Regions from separate parts of the Homo sapiens genome. Here region 2 is linked to region 1. A link is an interaction called in ENCODE POLR2A ChIA-PET data of the cell type or tissue named here. Cell type or tissue: Panc1. All regions are shown on one strand.

What was found. Peaks named below come from ENCODE experiments on the same cell type or tissue, not always from the same donor. Only the 100,000 strongest peaks of a DNase experiment are listed, where the experiment ranks them.
Region 2: POLR2A ChIA-PET joins it to region 1 with 11 read pairs; 2 of 35 experiments call an interaction of 5 or more read pairs at or near these places.

What each region holds. Positions count from the first base shown.
Region 1 is chr1:10,830,367-10,838,366 of GRCh38, forward strand. No RefSeq gene overlaps it. Among named protein-coding and RNA genes, the nearest start is that of CASZ1, 38 kb to the left of the region's middle. RefSeq lists an enhancer at 7,780-8,000. In Panc1, no CTCF peak of the experiment used is centred here; a DNase peak (open chromatin) is centred at 3,615.
Region 2 is chr1:10,650,515-10,658,514 of GRCh38, forward strand. CASZ1 (castor zinc finger 1) reads right to left here. Exons shown (of 21, transcript NM_001079843.3): 7 at 7,994-8,000; 8 at 6,132-6,222; 9 at 5,135-5,299; 10 at 3,905-4,077; 11 at 2,863-3,704; 12 at 427-562; 13 at 178-241. Among named protein-coding and RNA genes, the nearest start is that of CASZ1, 140 kb to the right of the region's middle. RefSeq lists an enhancer at 4,692-5,349. In Panc1, no CTCF peak of the experiment used is centred here; no DNase peak of the experiment used is centred here.

The sequences.
Region 1 (8,000 bases):
GCTACCAGGGGGCATGGCCCCAGAAACCCTCTCCCACCCTCTGTCCTAGAGCATGTTGAGGGGCCTGCCCTCTACTCTCCCCTCTACTGGCCTGTGTTCCTTGGGATTCAGGCGGTGTCTCTAGCAGCATCTGTAACTCCTCTGGTAGAGTTAGCAAGTTCCCGGAGAGAGGTAACCCATTACACCAGCTGGATGGAGTGATCAGGTCAGCAGCTGATGGGCTGGGACCTGGGACAAGTCAATGTAATGGGAACCAGGTGGCAGCTCCTGGGGCAGGGGGCGCTGGGGGGCGAGAGGAACCCTAGGGAGTTAGGAGGGGAGCCGTGAAGACAACTCCACAAAGCATCGTGGGAAGATCATGAGCCCCGGCACCAGAGCAGCCCAGTTGGAACCCCAGCCCCTCCACCCCTAGCTCTGGAACCTTGGGCAAGCCACACAACCTCTCTGATCCTCCTTGTAATCACTTGTGTAATGGGAATAATAATAGCAACAGCAACAGCTTCACCCCACAAACGGAGGGGTTCAATTTAGTGTATGCAAAGCTGCTGGTAATTGCTAATGGCTCAATTAATGGCGGCTGTTACCATTGTCAAACTTACAGAGGAAGAGACAGGCGGCCTAGAAGAACCATAGACTTTGTCTAGGATAGGTGAGATCAGGGGCTGAGTAGTCAGTGTCATCCTGGCCCACCCAATGGCTGGAGGAGGGGATGAGGACAGGAAGAGGAAGGGGAAGGGGAGGCACTGGGAGATGACAGAGATAAATATATGTCATGATCTTGCCCCATCTGGGTCACTGGCTGCACCCCAGGGGTGATGACTCACCTGCTGAGAAGTTCCCCACCCAGAGACTGGTCCCACAGGCTGTGGCTCGGCCCCACGGGCACAGCAGGCATGCATCGGGGAGGCCCATGGAGCAATGCCCAGGGTTACCCATCTGCTTGAGGGCTCAGGTACCCCCCTTTGACCTCTTCACACCCCCGTCCAAGCTGCAACCTAGAACCAGCCAGCTGGCTCTCCTGAGGCAGGGCAGGCCCAGAGAGATCAAAGAATTTGCTGGGGCCAGACAGCAAGGCCCGTGAGGTTTCATCCCATTCAAACCCAGAGACGTCAAGTCACTTGCCAGAGGTCACACAGCTTGGATGTGACAGAGTGGGGAAGCCCAAAGCTTGCCTGTAACAGCAGGCTGCCCGGAGTCCAGCTGGAGACTGGCACTGGCGTGAGCCTCAAGCCTTTTAATCCTAAGATCTGACAGCTGGGCAGCGCCCCAGAAAAGTGGCACTGTGGGCCCAGTGGGCCCTGGGGTGCTCAGAGGGGGCTTCCCAGAGGCTCCTGAGGAGTAGACTCAGGGAGCGTTTCCACAGCAGGCCTTGCTCTCGGGAGTGAGATATGGGCACTCTCACCTGACCACATGCCCTTGGGGGCTGGTCTCAGTGCTGGGTTCCCCAGGGGACTCCCCTTCCACCAGGAACTCCTCCCCCTTGCGCTCCCATTAAACCCAGATTCCCATTAAACCCCTATTTTAAACTCTCTGGCCTCTTCCAGGCAGCCTCCCTGCACCACTGTGCCTCCCTGAGCCATCTGACCCTCCACCCCAGGGCCCTGAAATCAGCATCTCTGCCCTCTGTGTGGCTGGGTAACTTCTCTGGTCTTCTTTTGTCTTTTTCTTCTGTGTGTGTGAGCATCATGTTTATTTCTTTTCTTTTCTTTCCCTTTTTTTTTTTGAGACAGCATCTTGCTCCGTTGCCCAGGCTGGAGTGCAGTGGTGTGATCTTGGCTCACTGCAACCTCCTCCTCCTTGGTTCAAGGGATTCTCCTGCATCAGCCTCCCTAGTAGCTGGGACTACAGGTGCCCACCACCACGTCTGGCTAATTTTTGTACTTTTGGTAGAGACAGGGTTTTGCCATGTTGGCCAGGCTGCTCTCAAACTCCTGACCTCAAGTAATCTGCCCGCCTCAGCCTCCCAAAGTGCTGGGATTACAGGCGTGAGCCACCGCGCCTGGCCGCATCATGGTTATTTCTTCATGGGTTTATCATTATGTGTGATGTGAGCTTAGAGCCTAGCTCTAAGCTCCCCAAAGGTGGTGACCGTATAATCATTTCCCACCCCCATTACCTAGGACAGGACTCTGGCCACAGTGGAGGGTCAGAAGATTTCAGCACACTCAAGAATAGCAGGTAGCAAGGCACCCAAGGCAGCTTTGCTGTAAGTGAAATTGACTCTTGACTTGCTAACCCGATATACTCAGGGGTAAAATCCACTCTACAGAAAGTCTTTGCTTTAGAGAAAGTTGCTCACAGGGGTTCTTTAAACAGCCAGGTCTCTTGGTACCTGCAAGATAGATTTATTTACAGATTTCCAACTTGCCTGGTCTGCTTGGAGCATCATGGGCTGGGTCCATGGCAAGCCCAGGAAGCCCACGCACCTGTCTGCCCTGTCCGCCTTTTGTGTGGTATTGAAGGCCTTTCCCAATCGAGCCCCAGCCTGCCTTTCATAACAGAAATAAAAGCTGACAGTGATCCTACAGGTTAACATTGACTGAGTGCCTCATGCATGAGGTCACCTGGCAGATGGGGTCACTTCATTCATTCTCCAGGTAACTCTGAAATGGGGTGTCAACTGTCATCTTCACTTTAGAGAGAGTGACAGAAAATCCAGGAAGTCCCAGAAGGAATCTGGGATTTGAGCCAGGCTGACCACCTGGCCCTTTGGGGCAGCCTCCCTCTCCTGACAGGCCAGCCAGCCTCTCTCCAAGCCAACACTATCATTGCTGACCACAAACCTTTGCACCCACCGTCCCCCTGCCTGTCCCTGGGCCCAGCTCCTACTTACCTTTCCAGACTCAGCTCAAATATCACCTCAACTCCACCACACAGAATTCATCCTGATGGCTCTGAGTTCAAATCTCTGTGTGGTGCCAAGGACGTGGCCTTGGTATTGTCCATGTCTGTTCCTCCTGCTGAATCAGGAGGAGTCCCGAACACTCAATCAGGATGTACTAAAATCATTCACCCAGGCCGGGTGCGGTGGCTCACACCTGTAATCCCAGCACTTTGGGAGGCTGAGGCAGGAGAATCGCGTGAGTCCAGGAGTTCGAGACCAGCTCTGGCAACACAGTGAGACCCCCTTTCTATGAAAAATTTACATATTAGCTGGATGTGGTGGTGCATGTTTGTAGTCCCAGCTACTTGGGAGGCTGAGGCGAGGGGATTGCTTGAGCCTGGGAGGTCGAGGCTGCAGTGAGCCATGATCATGCCACTGCACTCCTGCCTGGGTGACTGAGCAAGACCCTGTCTCAAAAAATAAACAAATAAAATAATTCACCTACTCAACTGATATTTATTGAACACCTACTATGTGCCAGGCATTGGGGTAAACAGGGTGGATAAGGCCTGAGCTCGCAGGGCACAAATCCAAGAGGGAGACACAGCAATACCCATGTCGGCTGACACATGAACAAGCTAATTTCAGACAGTGATAAATTGTATGAAGAAACAAAGTGAAGTTCTAGAGAGAACCTGAGCTGATAGGACTCTGGCTTTCACCAAAGCGAGTCGAGTCCTTCTCCCAGCCTGACCTGGCTTTCTCTCAAGACCAGCACATTTGTTACTCACTCATTCACTCACTCATTCATCCACTCATTCACTCGTTCATTCATTCACTCATTCACTCACTCATTCATTCATTCACCCATTCATTCACTCACTCATTTGCTCACTCATTCATTCACCCATTCATTCACTCATTCAATCATTTGTTCACTCATTCACTCATTCATTCACTCATTTACTTATTCATTCATTCATTCACTCACTCATTCACCCATTCACTCACTCATTCACCTATTCACTCACTCATTCACTCACTCATTCACCCATTCATTCACTCATTCACTCATTCATTCACCCATTCATTCACTCACTCATTCACTCACTCATTCACTCATTCACTCACTCATTCATTCACTCACTCACTCGCTCACTTATTCATTCACTCATTTACTCATTCATTCATTCACTCATTCACTGAGCACCCACGGTGCCAGGTGCTATCCTCCAACACCCTGGGGTCCCTGGGGAAGACAAACCTGCTCTGAGTGCCAGTGAATCCAGGGAGACTGAGGCTAGAGCAGGGAAGGAGGGGAACACGGGCGGGGGGGGGTGGCACTGCATGGTATAGAGCATTTCCACCCCCTCTGATCAGTCATGCTTCCTAATTCAATAAGGTGAGAAGAAGCATAATTTGATCATATTTGTTTTGCATCACTGCAAAAACAGAAAATGAAGGGCTGCAGAACCGCACCAATTTACTTCATCCGACCTTGATTAAAAGAAAATTAATTGTCGCATCTCTCAGGATATCACAGGCAGCAGCCAATGGCTCTCCAGGATACCACAAAGAGAGGGAAAGGGAGCGCAAGACGCCCCATGCCCTTTTCTCTAACCACTTCCAGCCCGGCTGGCAGCAGAGACAGTGGAGCTGCCAAGGCCTCGCATTGCAGAGGAGGCTGGTGGCGGATGGGAGATGGGACCACTGAGCCCCTGAGCCCCACCCACTCTGAGTTGCATTTCCCCCACCCACCACCCACTCCCCAGAGAGGGTTCTGAAGGCTGGATCCCCATCCCAGAGCCCAATACAGCTTTGCAGAAGCCCTCAGGGGGCTCTCCTCCCTTTCCAGGGCTGGCAGCTGCCCTGCGGAAGAGCCCCAGAAAGATGCCCCCAAAAGATCCAGGTCCCCTCCAGTTTGCTCGACCTCACCACTGGCTCCGCAGCCCCAGCTCTAAGATAAAAGAAGGAGGGGAAAGAGGGGAAGGAGGGGGCTTGGCGCTGCCCGGGTGAGCCAGGGCGGGGGGTGACAGTGGGGAGAGCAGCTCATGAAAAGTTAATGCCCCCTTGCAGGTTGTTGATTTTTGTTTGTTTTTCTCTTTTTGCCAGAAGAGAAGCCTCTTTCATTAGCCCAGACTGTCATTACCCGGCATTAAATTTTCATAGAGCGGGCGGGAGGCCGGGCAAGGGGAGGCGGGCAGGGGGGCAGGCTGGGGGCTCCCTGGGCTGGGCCTGCCGGGGGCTGAGACTAGCTCCCCTGGGCCCCCGTCTGCACACTGCGAGGTCTCAATAAGAAGAGCCGGCTTTCTCCATCGCCCACTATGGGCTAAGCGTGGCCCACGGACTCAAGCCTTTGATCCTCTTATGCTCCTATGGTGTGGGTTCTGTGATCACCCCCATTTTACAGATGAGAAACTGAGGCTCAGAGAGCTTGTGGCTCTTGTCCGTCACAGCCAGAAAGTGGTAGCACCACTGACTTCCAAAACATGCCCTCCTCACCAAGGCTGAGAGGCCGAGGGAGGCACAGGGGAGGTGGTGGGGGCTGGAGGGGCCGGGGAGGCAGCCCCAGACAGGCAGGAGTTCGGGGTGCCTTCGGGGGTGCTTTCCCTTGGGGAGAAGCAGGAGTCCGGACCCCCAGCCCCACTCGCAGGAGGCAGTGGGCGGCTCCTCTCAGCCAGGCGGGTGAGGGTCTGTGCCGGCGGGGCATGCGACCCGCCAGGCAGGTGTCGGAGCCCTCACAATGGTGCACCTGGCGTGGGCGTCAGGCCTGCCCATTCAGCCCGGAACAATCACTGCTCTGCAGCCGCCGGCCCAGCGGCCTCCAGGGGCGGGAGGACCGCGGGCGGCAGAGCGGCAGATGGGCCTCGGGTGTCAAGTTTCCAGCTGGAGGAGGGGGCGGGTAGCCCGGGAAGGGGAGGGGGAAGAATCAGGCTCCTCCCCGCTCCCAGTGGCCCCTCCCAGCCTTGGGTTTCGGAGCAGGGTTGGGCAGACTGTCTGCCCACCACCACTGCCACCTAGAGCAGGCCAGAGGGGGAACAAAGGCCTCAGGCCAGGGCTGGGCTGAGGGTGAGGGGCTTGCTGTGGGCTTCTCGCGGGGCTGATGAATCCTGAGCTCGCAGCAGCTGGCAGAGTCTCTCTGGGCTTCAGTTTTCTCGTCTGTGAAACGGGTGTCCATTCACTAAATACTGAGCATCTGTTCCGTGCCAGGCACCGCTCTGGGCACCAGAATAGCAGCAGTGAGCAAACTGGAAGCAAATCCCTGTTCTCGCTGCACTCAAGTCCTAGTGCAAAAGACAGACAAGAATCAAGATTAAGTAATGGGCCGGGCACGGTGGCTCAAGCCTGTAATCCCAGCACTTTGGGAGGCCGAGGCAGGTGGATCACTTGAGGTCAGGAGTTTGAGACCAGCCTGGCCAACGTGGTGAAACCCCGTCTTTACTAAAAATACAAAAAAATTAGCCAGGCCTGGTGGCGGGCACCTGTAATCCCAGCTGCTAGGGAGGCTGAGGCAGGAGAATCGCTTGAACTCAGGCAGTGGAGATTGCAGTGAGCCGAGATCACACCACTGCACTCCAGTCTGGGTGACAGAGTGAGACTCCATCTCAAGTAAATAAATAAATAAATAAAATAAAGGAATGGCACACATAATCGCTCAGCTAGGAGCAGCGGGCCCGCAGAGGAGGAAGCTGGGCGAAGGAGTTGCGACCTGGGATAGGAGGTCCGTTCCAGAAGGAGGTGGGGCACAAGCCAGGCCAATCTGGGGAAAAGCATTCCAGCCAGAGGGAGCAGCAGGTGGAAGATTAGTGGTCCTACCCTGTAGGGTTTGCCTGGAGCTAGAGGAGGGGACACAGGTGAAACACCTAGAGCCCGGCTCACCGGCTCACCGTCATGCTCCCGATGTGAGGCAGTGACCTCAAGTCTATGGTGGTTTGTTTGTCTGTCCACCCCTGTAACCCCTGAGCCCCTGAGAGCTGGCATCATCAGCCCATCTCTGCCAGGACCTGGTGGGTGAGTAAAATGCCTTGCAGTTTGGAAATCTTCCTAGTCATTCTCAGCTGAGCTTCAAGGGACCAAGGGCCTGTGGGGACAGAGACAGGAGGATCTGAGAAGGGATGGGGGAGAGTCCAACCCTCTTATGTTACCGAGAGGGAACCAAGGCCCAGAGAAGGCTTTTGGAGAAGCCCCTGCTCATCCCCGGCCTTGGTGATTGCATCTGTGCAGTGGGGGTGGGGCTCTAGCGGGTGTGGAGTGCCAGCCGCTGCAGAGGTGGAAGGCATCCCCTGTCCACGGAGGGGAGGGGCCAGCCTCAGAGATCAAGTGGGCAGAGTCTTCCCAAGGGCGTGGACGCACACAGCCATGCGCACAGCAGGGAGGCAGACAGGGAGCAAAGAGGCCAGAGCAGGCAGCTGCTTAGTTCTGAAGCTCCACTGCTACTGTCCTGCTTCTGGAGGTGAATAGATGTCAAGAAGCCTGTGGGGGCTGAGCCTGGTGGCTCACGCCTGTAATCCCAGCACTTTGGGAGGCTGAGGCAGTAGGATCACTTGAGCCCAGATAGTGGAGGCTGCAGTGAGCTATGACTGCACCACTGCACTTCAGCCTGGGCAACAGAGTGAGACCCTGTCTCAAACAAAACAAAACAAAACAAAGAAGAAGAAGAGGAAGAAGCCTGTGGGCTCTTCCCTAGACCAGGACGGGGGTAGCAGCTGGAAGGAGGTGGACTCATGGACCTTGGACGGGCCTTGGCGTTACAGAGATCTGGGTTCAAACCCAGGCTCTGCCTCACACTAGTGTCTGACCCCAGCCATTCATTCATATGACTTCGCCAGGCCTCGGTTTCCTCATCTATAAAATGGAAAGAATAATAGCAAGAGCCCTGGCTTCATGGGGTTGTTGGGATGGGACTATGCCCCAGGACCCAGCCTAGCCCGGGCACAGGGTCGGAGCTAGAGACAAACACTGTTGTGGGTGCTCAATGGGCTAAGAAGGAGCATCTCGCCTGCAGGAACGGTTGCAGGGAGGCAGCTGAGGCTTGAAGCGTTTAGGGGATGCACCTAAGCTCACACTGCTAGTGAGAAAAAGAGCCAGGATTTGCACTCAGGTCATCCTCCTTCCTGGGCTCTTAGCAGCCTCTGGTGCACAGTGGTGGGAGGGAAGGCCAAGGGAAATCAGTGAT
Region 2 (8,000 bases), 180 kb before region 1:
TTTGTAAGCAGTGGCTCTGAAATTATATCCGATGAAAAATGGCCTCAAAATTTAAATGGTACAAACTCATCTTATTAGAGGCAAAACATTAAAAAACAAACACATCCCCCCACCCCCCAGCACAGCTTTAATTTCTCTGGGTGGGGGAACGGGAGGCGTGTGATGGATGGCTCTTACCTTATTCATAAGCGAGGATAAAAGAGATGAATTTGCCGGGACTGCGTGGCCATTTGATTCGTTGCTAGAACACACAAACCAAGGGACTTGAGCTCAGACGGCCGGGGCCTGGGCCCTGGGGCTCACCTTCCCTGCCCGACCCTGGGGCTCCAGCCGAGCCCGCTGCAACTGCCTGGGCGGGACCACCCCGGGGCTCCAGCTCGAAGGTGTGGTTCCCGGGGCTGGCTCCCATAGGGGGCCTCGCCTCACCTGGGCTCCTTCACAGTCAGGTCTAGACTGCGGTCCTGGGAGGCTTCGTGGGGGCCTGGGGCGCCGGTGCTCTCACCGGGTTCCGGCTTCACTTGGGCCGGGGGGAACCTGGCTGGGGTGACCTGCTGCCCGCTTCCTGCAGGGGAGGGGTGGGAAGATGCGTCAGAGGGGCTGAAGGCCTGGCCCGGGCACAGACAGCCGCCGTGCCCCCTGGAGGGAGGGCAGTGGGCTGGGTGGGCCCCGGCTACTGGTCAGCGCTTCTCCCGCTGACGTGATCGCTCGCGACGCTCGCTCCTGTGTGGCAATTCTTCAAGTGATAATTATTGCAAAATTATGTCAAAGTTGTCCTGGCTCAGGGCCTCCTGGAGGAGAAGGGCGGGAGGCTGGGGAGGGGGCTGGGGTGGGGGCGGGGGCCCTTCATTTTCTCCACCAACTGTCACAGTCGATTTGTGGGGCTGCCGCTTAGGCTTTTATTAAAGACTCTGTTAATGCTGAGGGAAAGTGGCAGATCTGGACTGGGAGGGCCCCTCTGTGGTCCCCAGCCCGCGGTTGCTGGGGTGACGGCCCCCGCACGGAGCATGCCCAGGAAGGGCCTCTGCTGTGTCAGGGCGATGGGGCCGATGGCCAATCAGAGCGGCCACACCGGGTGACCTCGCAGTCAAGCTATCCGGGGCAGGGACACGAGGCCAGGCTGGGCCGAGCTGGGTCCGGAAGGGAGCTGGGCGGGTGAGGCCGCAGGAGGCCAGCAGAGCAGGGGTAAAAGAAGTTGCTGACAGGGCCATCCAGCGAGCTTTCCCCTACAATCCCCCAGTGACGGAAATATGAATTTGCCCCAAGGTGCTGTAGCTGACAGAGTGCTGCTTCAGAAACAGCAAGTGGCATTTTATTAAAAAATAAAACGGCCCCCTCCCCTGTGCTTGATCTTTCTTTTGGGAGAAGGAGACTTTTCTAATGAAAACAAAGTACTTGACAGTCTGGCCACCGAGCCCACGTGGCCCTGGAGTGGGCCCTGCCCCATCCATCAGGCACCTGGCTGGAAGGGCGTGGCCAGCGAGGCCCCACCCATGCCTGGACCAGGAGGCGGTCCCTCCACGCGGCCACCGGGCATGAGCGTCCTATTGGGCCTGTGAGAGTTTTCAGACCTTGGGACTTCACATTCCAGCAGCTCTCCAAAGTCACCTGCCCAAGGTCCCAGGAAAACGGCCCAGCTCCCCTGCCAAGCACTGGCAGCCTCTGCAAGGTGTGGGCAGAGCCCCAGACTGGGCCACAGGGACCCTCAGTCTTGGCTGGTTCTGAGAGGGTTTCGAATGGGAACAGGGCATCTAGGCCCAGGAGCCCCACTCCTGCGGGCAGCGCCTTGGTTCACCACTTCCTAGCCATGTGCCCGGGACAGACCATCCCTGACCGTCTGCTGGCTCCACGGCGTGGGGCTCTGTCTGGCGTCCCGCCTGCTGTGTCCCCAGCACCCGGCTTGGAGCCTGGCTCTCAGCAAGCATCAGTGGTTGTTGAATGAATAAGTGAAATGAGCCACATCCCAGATGTGAACGGAACTCTCCTCAAGGATTCAACAAATAGGAACTACCCAGAGCAGGGAAACTGGGAGAGGAGTGAGGTAAACAGAAAACACCCTCACCCCAATCCAGAGAAAAATGGAGGGAAATTTTTTTAAAATGGATATTTATGAAATTATAGGAAGGCAGGAAAGAGAACTGCGCCCCTCAGTGAACCAGCGTGAAGAAGGAAGATGCAACTCCGGGGCTCTGGCCCTTTTCTGTCTGACGTGGCAGTCCCTGGCCAAGTGTGGTTGTTTAAAGTGACAATCCCGCTTCCCAATCACAGACCCAGCTTCAAGCACCAACAGTCACACGTGGCCAGTGGCTGCCAAGTCAAACACTGCAGAATAGAAGGCTTCCAAGGCCTGGAAAGTCCTACTGCAATGGCACTCATGGAGGAGGGAGCCTGGGAAGGGCGTCCCTGGGCCTGGAGGTGTCCAGGTGTGAGGTGCAGCCCCACTACCGCTGGGCTGGACGCAGGCCCTGCTCCAGGTCAGCTGGAGGAAACGCTCGGCACGCCAGGGGCCCTGGGCCTGCTCTTATCAGGGTGGACTTGGGATGTGGGAGGGTGAGCAGACAGGGAGGGGGGACCTGCAGTGGCCCCAGGGATGCAGGGCAGCCGAGGAGGCAGGGACCATCGCCCCCAGCTCACAGATGGGGAAACAGAAGCATGGCCCCCCTACTGTGGGGAGCCAGAACCAGGGGCCCCACATAGAAACCAACAGGATGGGGGCGAAGATCAGGCAAAGAGGGGGTGCTGGCAAGCAGGGGCCACACGGACACTTCTTCCAAACACCCCCCGACTCTGCTCTGCAGCCTGAGGCCAGGTGGCCACCCCAGTCCAGAAGGTGCCTGCTTTCTGGGCAGGACCCAGCCTGCTCACCTGGGTCAAAGGTGGCAGAGGGCTTGAGGGCAGCTGCAGCCAGCCTGGCCATCATGGGCGAGATGAGGCCCTTGCTTGCAGAGATCCTCTCCATGATGGAGGCGGGTGGTGCCGGGACAGAGGCGGCAGCCACGGGGGCTGAGTCTCCAGCTCCCGAGGCGACCAGCGTGGGTGTGTCAGGGGTGGCTGAGGCTGCTGACCCAGACGACACGGCACCCAGGAGGCTGGGGGTGCCCACAGGCAGGGAGGTGCTCCCACGGCCAGCCAGTATGGGGAAGTAGGGCGTGGGGGTGGGCAGGCCCGAGTTGGAGAGGGCCAGGGCCAGGGGGATTGAGCCAGGCAGGCCCTGGGGCAGCAGCCCCGAGATCTTGCTGTTGGGAGGTTTGGTGGCACTGGGCCCAGCCTCGGTGGCGGCAGTGGCGGCAGCCAGGGACGCAGAGGACTGCTGGCTGGTAGGGGAGGCGCTCAGGCTGGAGTTCTTGCTGCTCAGGGCGGAGAAGTCAACAAGGTCGTCGTTGCTGGACTCCTCGTGCTCCGTGTCCTTGGCGCCCAGCAGCGAGGGCGGCAGCCCCAGCGCGCCCGAGGAGCGGATGTGCCGGCGCTCATGCTTGCGCTTGTGAGAGGTCATCTGGCTGGTGGAGGTGAAGGTGAAGCCGCAGCCGGCGCGGATGCAGTGGAAGTGGTTGGTAGCCTTGCTGTACACGCAGCCCTCGTACTTGCACTCCTCGTACTTGTAGAACTTCTTGAAGCCGTCCTTGGCGTAGGCATCGTCCTTGATGTGGTAGCTCTTGTGCTTCTCGATGTCACACTTGTTCTTGAAAGTGAATGTGCAGCCGGGGCGCCTGGATGGGACATTGGGAGCCTGTCATGAGACCCAGAGGAGGCCCCACCCTGCTACACCATGGCCCTGGGAGGGACAGTCCCCCGGGTGGAAAACCCAGGCTGGACACCGAGGCAGGGGCCTGAGCCGTCCCACGAGCCTGGGTCCTTGCCTTCCCTCCCCGCTTCTGCCCACGAAGGCCCCCACCAGGCTCCCGCTTACCTGCAGTGGAAGTGCGTGGTCTTCTGTCCGTAGAACTGGCAGTCGGCTGTGCCACAGTCTTCGGTGGCTCGGAAGCGCTGGAAGCCGTCGTTAATGAGCTGGGTATTCTTCTTGTGGAAGTTCTCGTGGGTCATCACGTCAGACGTGCTCGTGTACACCTTGTTACAGCCCACCTGCACAGGACGGGATGGTGGTCAGGCGAACGGAGGCCAGGTGCTCCTGGGCCGAGGTCGACACCACTGTGTGTGGCTGGGGCCACTGACTTCCCTGCTCAGGGAAGCTTTGGCACCTCTGACTTCAAACTGGAGGCCTCGGGATGTTGATGTAGGAAGCAGAGTAGAAAGCCTCCAACAGCCCCTCAGGCCTCCACAGAGGGACCAAGTGCTGCTGGAGCCTGGCTCCGTCTGTGCTGAGGATCAGGGCATCTCCGGAGACTCAGGGCACTTTTTGGCCCAGGGGAGGGAGCTGCATCCTGCAGGAGTTGGATTTTGAGTTCCAATCCATGGCCCTACCTCTAAAACCCTCAGTGGGTGGACAGGGGCTGGACCCTGGAGGTCACCTTTAGCCCAGGGATTTGCTTAGTGGACAGTCCCTGGGCACGGGGCCCTCCCACCCCACCCCAGCTGGGCCAGGAAGGCAACGTTGCCATATTGAGTAAAAACCCGTGGAATCCGAACACTCTCGTAGGCTGGGCCGTGCCAGTGTCTGCACCATCTCAGAGCCCAGAGGGTGGCCCCCCTCTCCTCGTGGCCCAGGTTGTTCACAGAGGCCATAACAACTCCTGACAAATACCGGGGGAGGCATAGGGCTGCTATTTGCAACCCAAAGTCGCTCCTCCTGGCCCTGACACCTTGAAAAAGCCCAGACTCTGCGTGGCATTAAAACAAAGAATTAAACAAAAACCTCCTCAGGAATCATTTGCAATGCTGCTCTTGGTGTTAAAGCCTGAAAAATGTCCATCTGTATAAACAGCTCACTGAATTTCATCCACACCAAGTATGGCCATGGGGAAGGCCCCACCCTGGCCCACCAGACGCTGCCCAAGCCTGAACCCCCAGGACCCTCCTGGCTCGCTGGCCATCCCTGTGCTGGGCCAGGGGAAAGAGAGGCTCCTGATCAACTGGGGTCCCTGCCCATGGGGCAGCCCTGCCTCTGGGAGTGGGGGGCTCAGAGCCGGGAGGGCCTGGGCCAGTCCTGCAGCTGCCCAGTGGGCCCGGGTGCGGGAGGCACCTGCATGCAGTGATAGTGGGTGCTCTTCCCATTGAGGTGGCAGCCGTGGTAGTAGACGCTGCAGTCGTCCAGCGGGCTGAAACGCATGAAGCCGTGCTGCAGGGAGTTGTCGCGCTTCTTGTGCATGTTGTAGTGGCGGATCACGTCCTGCTTACTCGTGAACCTCTGCCAGGAGACAGCGCCACGTGGGCAGGAGCCTGAGCTCCCCCTCCGCCCTTCCTCCCATATGCCAAGAGCACCTGGGCCAGGTGCTGGCCTCAGGTCTCCCTAGAAAGAACCCTGCTTGGGGTCAAGGCAGCCCAGATTGTCCAAGGCCAGTGGCAGGCACATCAGCCCTTGGAGGGAACCATCCCAAAGGTTCTAGGACCATAGATTCTTCCCCGATGCTCCCCTAGGTGCCCAGTGGCCATCCCCAGGAGCACAGATGATGCATTGGGCCAGGCCTTGAGGGCAGGGGCTCTGATGCTGACAGCTCATCCCGCCCAGTGCACCTCTGGACTAAGGCAGGCTGGGATCCCTGGCAAGCCAGAGGGAGCCACCCCACGCAGGCTGCCCTGACTCTCCCCCCACTCACCAGCCCCGCGCTCACTGGCGGGCAGCCTTGGGCACAGTGGCACTCTGGCTGAGCCACAATTTTATCATCTTTAAGATGGGGCAGTAATGCTAACCTTCTAAGGCCACTGCAAAGAGTCAATTAGGCAAGGCTCATAGGCTGGCTGGCATGGCCCTGGGCACGTGGGAGGCTCTCAGTCAAAGGGGACTGGAATGATCACCACTGGGAGGTCACTGGCCCCCAATCGTAGGAGCTGCTCTGTCGGCAGGAATCGGGGAATGTGGGCAGGCTGGTGGTTTTGCGGGCCCTCTACCTGCTCAAGTCAAGTTTGGGTGGTGCAACTAGAACTAACCCCCCCCACTGCCGTCCCCGCCTGCCGACTTCTAAGCGCCTCCATGCTGTGCTGGTGGCGGAGAGGCGGAGCCCATCTGGCTGTGGCCGTACCTGGTAGTTACACTCAGGGTCAAGGCAGTGGTAGTGCTCGCGGTACTGGTAGGCACAGTGGATGTGGCCACAGTGCTGGCTGCCCGAGAACCTGGAGGGAGGAGGGGTGGGGTCAGGGCCCTGCTGTGGGTGACAGTCCCAGCCCCAGCCCCAGCCCCAGCCCCAGGGAGGACTCTTCGGGCCCTGTATGGGATGCAGAGGGGAGGTGAAGTTGCAGAGGCCCAGGCAAGTGACTGGGCCTGGCGGGAATCCCAGGCCCATTGAGGCAAAGAGGCCTGGCCCCAAGAAAGGGGCAGGACAACACTGAGGTGGCCAAAAGTCAAAGTAGGGGGAGACAGATGGGGCCCGAGCCCTGGGATGGAAGGGAAGGCAGGCGCCCCCTCGGCTGCCCACCTGTCTTTTCTGCAGGGGCTACCTGCCCCACTCCCAGCCCGCCCAGTTCTGGCCAGGTGCAGAGACCCTGGCTGGGCCAGCCGGGCTCTGATGCTGAGAGGTGTTAAAGGGCTCTCTCTGTCCTGGGCTTTTCCTGACACTTGAAACAGTGCAGAGCTATGAATTTTTAAAGCACAGCATCTGTTTGGCTTCCTACAGCAACGAGCTCACTCTCCAGCCGCCGCCGCCACCGCCAGGAACCTGTGCTGCCTCCCAGGAAACCCGTCCTCCTCCAGGCCCCAGGGCCGCTGGGACGTGGCTCCCACAGCCTCGGTGACGGCCGGCCGTGGGGAGGCCACTCTGGAGAGGCCACACCATGACGACTGTGGAGAAGGGTGTGACTCAGCCCGCCTGTACCCCTCCAAGACTGAAGTGAGATTGCAGGAGACACAGAGAGAAACCCCATACTGTAATGGGAAAACCACGTGCAAACAAATATTTAGGCTGAAGTGGCCAAAAGGGCCATCTGCGGAGGCACTAATAATAATGGTAATAATAATACCACAGAGGAGACAGCACGGGGCAGAGCTGAAGACAGAGTGGGACAGGGGGGCGGAGACAGTGGGATGGGGGTGGACAGAGACAGAGCAGGACAGGGGATCGGAGACAGAGTGGGACGTGGAGGCGGAGAGACAGAGCGGGCGGGAGGAACCTGGAAGATCTGCGGACAGACAGGCGCCAGCCGCTGGGTGCTGCCCCATCAGAGGGCAGGCGGTGGGGGGGTGGGGGCGGGGGGTGTTATTTGTGTGATTTGGGGGAATCTGTTGAGGCAAAGGCTCTTCACTGCCAATCCCACTGCCTTTGGGATGGAAAGGGGTTGGTCTGGAGTCAGGTGGTGTCAGAGCCTCACTGGGGAAGTGCATTGGGCTGTGTCAGAGAGGACGACAGCCCACACCTTCTCTCTCGCTTTCTCTCTCTCTTTTTTTTTTTTTTTTTAAAGAGATAGGGTCTCACTCTGTTGCCCAGGATGATCTCAAACTCCTGGCCTCAAGTGATCCTCCCATCTTGGCCTCCCACAGTGCTGGGATTACAGGCATGAGCCACTGCACCTGGCCTGCCTCTACCTTCCCAGCCCTGACAGTTTCACGGTGGCCTGCACCCTACTCAAGGCTCTGTGTGACAGCAGGACCCAGGCAAGCTGGGGGAGCTGCACTCACCTGTGGCCAGGCCCTGCGTCGGGACCCCGGCCCTAACTGGGGGCACAGGCTGCTGAGGGAATGTGTGGCCTGGACTACACAGAGCGGAGGGAGGCTCCCAAACGGGCGTGCAGGGCAGCCCTCGGTGCGGTGGAGGGACCGAAGTGGATGGGGATGGGAGGAGGCAGCTACCTTGGCCCTAGAGGTCAGATATCAAACGAATGGCCTCAGAGTGCCCGGTCAGTCCTGGCCCCCCACCTTCTCTCCACGGCAGGCTCCTCCCCAGGGGCCTACCTGGCAA